2 separate regions of the Homo sapiens genome follow, and region 2 is linked to region 1. The links are chromatin loops, found by intact Hi-C in ENCODE. Cell type or tissue: Caco-2. All regions are shown on one strand. Each heading gives the region's core, and the rest is flanking DNA. Links, peaks and the distances in the headings are about the cores only. Region 1 has its middle 16 kb from the start of DAG1. Region 2 overlaps DAG1 (dystroglycan 1).

The links. Peaks named below come from ENCODE experiments on the same cell type or tissue, not always from the same donor. Only the 100,000 strongest peaks of a DNase experiment are listed, where the experiment ranks them.
Region 2: it touches region 1 in a loop (10-fold over the local background); 7 of 110 quality-filtered maps call a loop at or near these places.

What each region holds. Positions count from the first base shown.
Region 1 is chr3:49,453,080-49,455,981 of GRCh38, reverse strand. No RefSeq gene overlaps it. Among named protein-coding and RNA genes, the nearest start is that of DAG1, 16 kb to the left of the region's middle. In Caco-2, for the core only: a CTCF peak has its summit at 1,341 (motif pointing left); a DNase peak (open chromatin) is centred at 1,291.
Region 2 is chr3:49,533,746-49,536,647 of GRCh38, reverse strand. DAG1 (dystroglycan 1) reads right to left here. Exons shown (of 3, transcript NM_004393.6): 3 at 1,033-2,902. Among named protein-coding and RNA genes, the nearest start is that of BSN-DT, 19 kb to the left of the region's middle. RefSeq lists an enhancer at 912-1,910. In Caco-2, for the core only: no CTCF peak of the experiment used is centred there; a DNase peak (open chromatin) is centred at 1,294.

The DNA of each region.
Region 1 (2,902 bases), core at 131-2,630:
AAAAAGCAGCAAAAAGGCCTAGGGCCCATTGGATGAACAAAGATATTCTCAGGGTGGCCTGATTATAGGGTCTTCTGCAGTTCTGGGGTTTAGTCTAAGCCCACTTCAGTCGTTATTTGTACTCAGGGTAAGGAATTGGGAGGAGGGCAGGGAAGTAGCCAAATCAAATCATAAAGCCCTTTATTGAGCACCTACTCCATTCCTAGACATTCAAGAAGGCAAAAAGCTGAGAAATAGAAGTCATAGGCAGGGCAGCTGAGAAGCATGTGTTTCTGCTCTTGGGTAGCAAAAGCTGCACCCAGGAAACAAGGAGGTGTGAGGGCCTGGTCTGAGAAGGCCACATGGAGGAGGGATCACTGTAGTGGAGTCTTTGGAGAGGGGAGCAGCTGAATTTCCTACTGGCTTGGTGAACTCCCAGGAAGAGTTCAGCAGTAGCAGGACATGTCCAAGCCTGGTCAGATGGACAAGAATGGTGCAGAGGTGATTGTCCCAGCAGGCCTTGACCAGGCATCCTAGACTTTGCTGGAACTTGCCTGACTCTGAGCAGAATGATCTGGAGTATGGGTCAAGCAGGGGGAGCACAGGGAAAAAGATAGGGGAACTGACAAGAGAGCCATCTGGGCAGCCTCCTGCTGGGCCTTGCATTGCCCCACACAAAGGTCATCTCATTCCTGATTCCTTTCATAATGAAATAAAAGGTGCCCATAATGAGGCCCATGGTGGGACGTGGTGGGACCTGGTGGGGCCCAGTGACTTCAGCAGCAGGACATGGGTCCCAGGAAATCCAGGGAAGCACAGGCATTCTTTGGCTCCCTGTTCCCAGCAGCTGCAGGAAGCTGTTCCAAGCTGCTGGCTCTCCCAGCAGTCCCCAAGGACCGGAGAAAATCTTGTTTCCTGCCATCCCCCCTAATTGGACACAAAGAGTCCTGGATGGGGGCAGCTGAGTACTCCATGGCATGCCCCAGGGAGATCATGGGCTGCCAGACTACATTTAGGAAGGCAGTGTGGAGCCTGTCTCGAGACCAAGCCAGGGAAGGGGATACCATGGATTTCATAACTTATGGTAGGGTCTCCAACCTTCCTTATCTCCATTATCTGAAAAAGCTATAGACAATTTTTCCAGAAACACACCCTCTACACACACCATATTGCTGCAATTTAAAAGAGTCCCTGAAAGTTCTGCAGTACTAGGAGCCCCTGCAATGTGCTTAAGGTCAGAGAAATTCCAGTGTGGTTCTGTCTCAACTGGCTGTGAGCCCTGGGCCCACCCTTGGCCACCTTGACTTGCACTGCCCTCTAGAGCCTGAGGGGTTGGGCTAGGAAAGCCTTGAGAGACTCACCTGCTCTGCCACCTGCTTAGAGCTACTTCAAATCATCCTACAAGAGACAGTGGAAAAGAAATGGCAGCTTCTGGCTGGGTATGGTGCCTTGCGCCAGTAATTCCAGCGCTTGGGGAGATCTAGGTGGGAGAATTGCTTTGCTTGAAGCCAGGAGTTCAGACCAGCCAGGGCAACATAGCAAGACCTTATCTATAAAACAAAAAAAAAAAAGAAAAGAAAAAAAAATTAGCCAGACATGGTGGCATGCATCTGTAGTCCCAGCTACTCAAGAGGCTGAGCTGAGAGGATCCTTTGAGCCCAAGAGGTCGAGTCTGCTGTGAGCTGTGAACATGCCATTGCACTCAAGTCTGGGTGACAGAGACCGAGTTTCTTATTTATGTATTTATTTATTTTTGAGACAGAGTCTCACTCTGTCACCTAGGCTGGAGTGCAATGGCTCAATCACAGCTCACGGTAGCCTCAACCTCCCAGGCTTATGCAATCCTCCCACCTTACCCTCCCAAGCAGCTAGAACTATAGGCACATGCCACCACGCTTGGCTAATTTTTTTGTTTGTTTGTTTTGTTTTTTTACAGGCAGCCTCCTGAGCCAGAGTAGACTCCGAAACACCCCTTGCTAATTTTTGTAATTTTTGTCGAGATAGGGTTTTGCTATGTTGCCCAAGCTGGTTTCTAACTCCTGAGCTCAGGTGATCTGCCCGCCCTGGCCTCCCAAAATGTTGGGATTTCATGCATGAGCCACCTTGCCTGGCCAAGACCCTGTCTGTCTCTGTCTGTCTGTCTTTCTTTCTTTCTTACTTTCTTTCTCCCTCTCTCTCTCTCTTTCTTTCCTTTCTTTCTTTCTCCCTCTCTCTCTCTCTTTCTTTCTTTCCTTCCTTCCTTCCTTCCTTCTTTCCTTCCTTCCTTCCTTTTCTTTCTTTCTTTCTTTCTTTTTTATGGAGTCTTATTCTGTCACCCAGGCTGGAGTGCACTGGTGTGATCTTGGCTCACTGCAACCTCCGCCTCCGCAGGTTCAAGCAATTCTCCTGCTTCAGCCTCCCGAGTAGCTGGGATTACAGGCTCCTGTCACTGCGCCAGGCTAATTTTTTTGTATTTTTAGTGGAGACAGGGTTTCACCATCTTAGCCAGGCTGATCTTGAACTCCTGACCTTGTGATCCACCCGCCTCAGCCTCCCAAAGTGCTGGGATTACAGGCGTGAGCCACCGCTCTTTCTTTTTTGTTTTTTTGAGACGGAGTCTTGCTCTTGTCACCCAGGCTGGAGTGCAATGGGCTCACTGCAACCTCTGGGTCCCAGCTTCAAGCAATTCTCCTGCCTCAGCCTCCCCAGTAGCTGGGATTACAGGCGCCATCCCTCCCAAACCACGCCTGCTTAATTTTTGTATTTTTAATAGAAACGGAGTTTCGCCATGTTGGCCAGGATGGTCTTGAACTCCTGAACTCAGGTGACCCACCCGCCTTGGCCTCCCAAAGTACTGGGATTACAGCCGTGAGCCACTGTGCCCGGCCAACCCTGTTTCTAAAAAAAAAAAAAAAAAGAAAAGAAAGAAAGAAAGAAAGGTAGT
Region 2 (2,902 bases), core at 291-2,790, 81 kb before region 1:
GGGTCATTTCCTGGGCCCCTGCTGCTAGGCCTAGGGAGTGAAGTGTGTGCTGGGGACAGCCTTTCCTGGCACTTAGCATGGTGCACATTCAGGTCCTAACTCCAAGTAGTTGTTGGACCTTCAACAACCCCCCCACCCTGGGAATCAGCTCTTATCTGCAATATCGGACCAGCCTCTGTGGGTCTTTGAGCAGAGGAGCAGGGGTCATGGTAAGGAGCCAGGGATGGCAGAGTTGAGCCCAGAAGAGGCACCAGTTGTTCTGTGACCAATCACTCGATTCTGCCCCTTTGCCCCTTGAAACACAGCTGCTGCATCTCCTGCCGCCCACACTCCGAGCAGTGTCCTAGGACAACCCATCTGCCCCTTCCTGGGCACTGAGTCATGATCAGCCTACCCAGCTGGACTGTCCATCCCAAGCCAGGGACTGAAGGTCACCCCCCAACCCCCAGAACCTACAGGCCAACCAAGGCAGAGCAGCCTGGCCAGAAACCATTGTTCCCACCCCAAGGCCAACACAAACCTGCCTTGAGACTACCTGGGAGACTAGCCAGTCCCAAGCCCACAAGATAATGCAGGCAGGAGGTGGGGTAGAGCTGCAGCCAGAGGTATCCCTAGGTCCCCATCTTCACAGAGACCTGGCCTGAAGGAACCCTACCCAGGAGGTACAGGGGCTGACACACTCTGGGGCAGAAAACCCGTGACACTTTCCCACCATCCTCCTTCCCAGCCAGTCTCACTGGTTTCTCTGCTATCCCCCACCCCTTACAGAGGAGGAACTGAGGATGTAGGAGACTTGTCTTAGCTGATTCACAGGCAGAAGAGGGGTGAAGGGGGCATTACATGTTGGCAGAGTTTCTGGAGTGCACACCCAGCCCTCCCAGCACAGAAATGGTAAGGCTTACATGGAGGCCACTGGGCCAACCCCAAGTGGACCTGGCTGAGTCTCCTCTTCCCCGTCACATGAGCCCCCAACCCCTCATGTCCAGGAACCTCTCCAGATGCCAGGGAAACAGATGCCCAGATGCAACGGCGTTGTAATAAAGACACTGCTTTTATTTAGTTTGATATGTTTCTTTACAGAATGCAGAAAACACATCTTAAAATCATATAGAAGGAAATAAAAACACATCAGTGGTTGGTGAACACTTGAATGTGAGATTGGCTCTCCATCTCACAGAGTCCAACGACCATCACCAGCCCAGCGCTCAGGGGAGCAGGCTGCCTGCAAAGGCATTGTTGCTGTTGTTATTCTGTTCACTGCCCCATCGCCTCCAGTTGCTATGGCAACAGGCCATTCTGGGCCAGCCACGTCTCTGCATGGCAGTGCCCAATGGTGGAGTTGCTAGGGGCGACGGAGCTGTTTGGAAGGCCTTTCAAAGCCCTCACCTGGAACATTGGGAATTGTTTATTTTTTGATGAGGTCATCAGAAATAATCTCACCAGGTCAGATCCCACTTGTGCTCCTGTCTCTGGGGCACCAGGGAAACTCTGACTTGGAGGCATGAGCCCAGTCACCAGTGGTCCACTGAGCCCGCATTTACAGGCTCCCCCACAGGGGCACTGCTCACTCCAGAGTACCCCCTGGGGACTGGGGCAGGGGAGAGGGGCTGGGCCCTGTGGGAGAAGGCGCAAGGGGAAATGCCCTCTGGAGAGCAGTAGGACAGAGACCTCTCCCCCCCTCCTACCAGCCCTCCCCTCCTGAGGCAGCACACACAAATCCTCTGCAAAACAGTCGATATGGCTTAGAAGTAGCTGCTCTGTGTGCAAAGGGAGCCTGGGTCCACCCACCCACCCTCAATCAGGGAATGGATACATTATTGCGAAAGGCATTCCTCCCTAAAAAGTACCCAAAATAACGCTTCAGACATCAAGAAAAGTCATGCTCAAAATGGTTTCTTCCACAGGAGGAGAATCGAAGCAGAGTGGGCGCCCCTGAGTCATGGGACAGAGATGCAGATGGACGGACGGATGTTCTGCTAAAAAAGGCAAAAGAACCCCAGTGTAATTCCAGAATTTAAACCATTAGGAAAAGTAGGGGGAAAAGAATCAAAACAAGCAAAGCCGTCAGTTCCATGGAATCAACACTTAAGAGCTCGTACAAACTGCTGTAAGCATCACCATTTTAAATCTTTTTTTTAATAAAACAATTTGAGGCTGTATAAAAACTTTAGTAAAAAATTAGCTTTGAGAGCTAACAGATTTTTATTATGAACTATTGCTGGCACTCCTCCCCAGCCGCCAGACCTTTTCCAGTAGTTCAGGCCCAAGGCCTGGGACTGGAGTGCCAGAGAAAAGGGATGGGGTGGGTCGGGGCAGGACTGTGGACTGTTAGGACAAAGCGGCCAAGGTCAAGTGAGGAAAGAGCATCACATGACATAAAAATATTGCATCTTCACCAAAATGTCCCCCACTGAGTGTTTCAAAAAACCGTGATATTCCTTTTAGGAGGAAAAAAAAAAACAATGCACAGAAAAAGGGTAAAACAAAATAGGTTGATGTGGTGGAGACCTTTGACCTCCCAGGTGCCCCCACAAGCAGCTGGCCCACCCTGGAGCACCAAAGTTGGGGGCCACAGCCACCACTGCCTCTTGGAGTCCCTTTTTCATGGAAATGAAGACCCCTTGGTCGTGGGCCACTAGTGTACATGGGCTGGAAGTGGGGATGTCCATGGCCCAAGAGACCCCTCCAGCTTCCAGCCCCTGGCAACAGCGGGAGAGCAAACCCAGCACCAGGGACTTGGCGTGAGCCAGGGCCGGGAGGCCCCCAATCAGGCTCTGGGGTATCAGAGCAACCAAGTTGACGTAGTGTGAAAAAATAGTATTCCTTTGATAAAAAATACTGTCCCTTGGTCTTCTCTAAGTTTGAAACACCCTGGGAGCTTATTTTTAGCAAAGCAATTCCC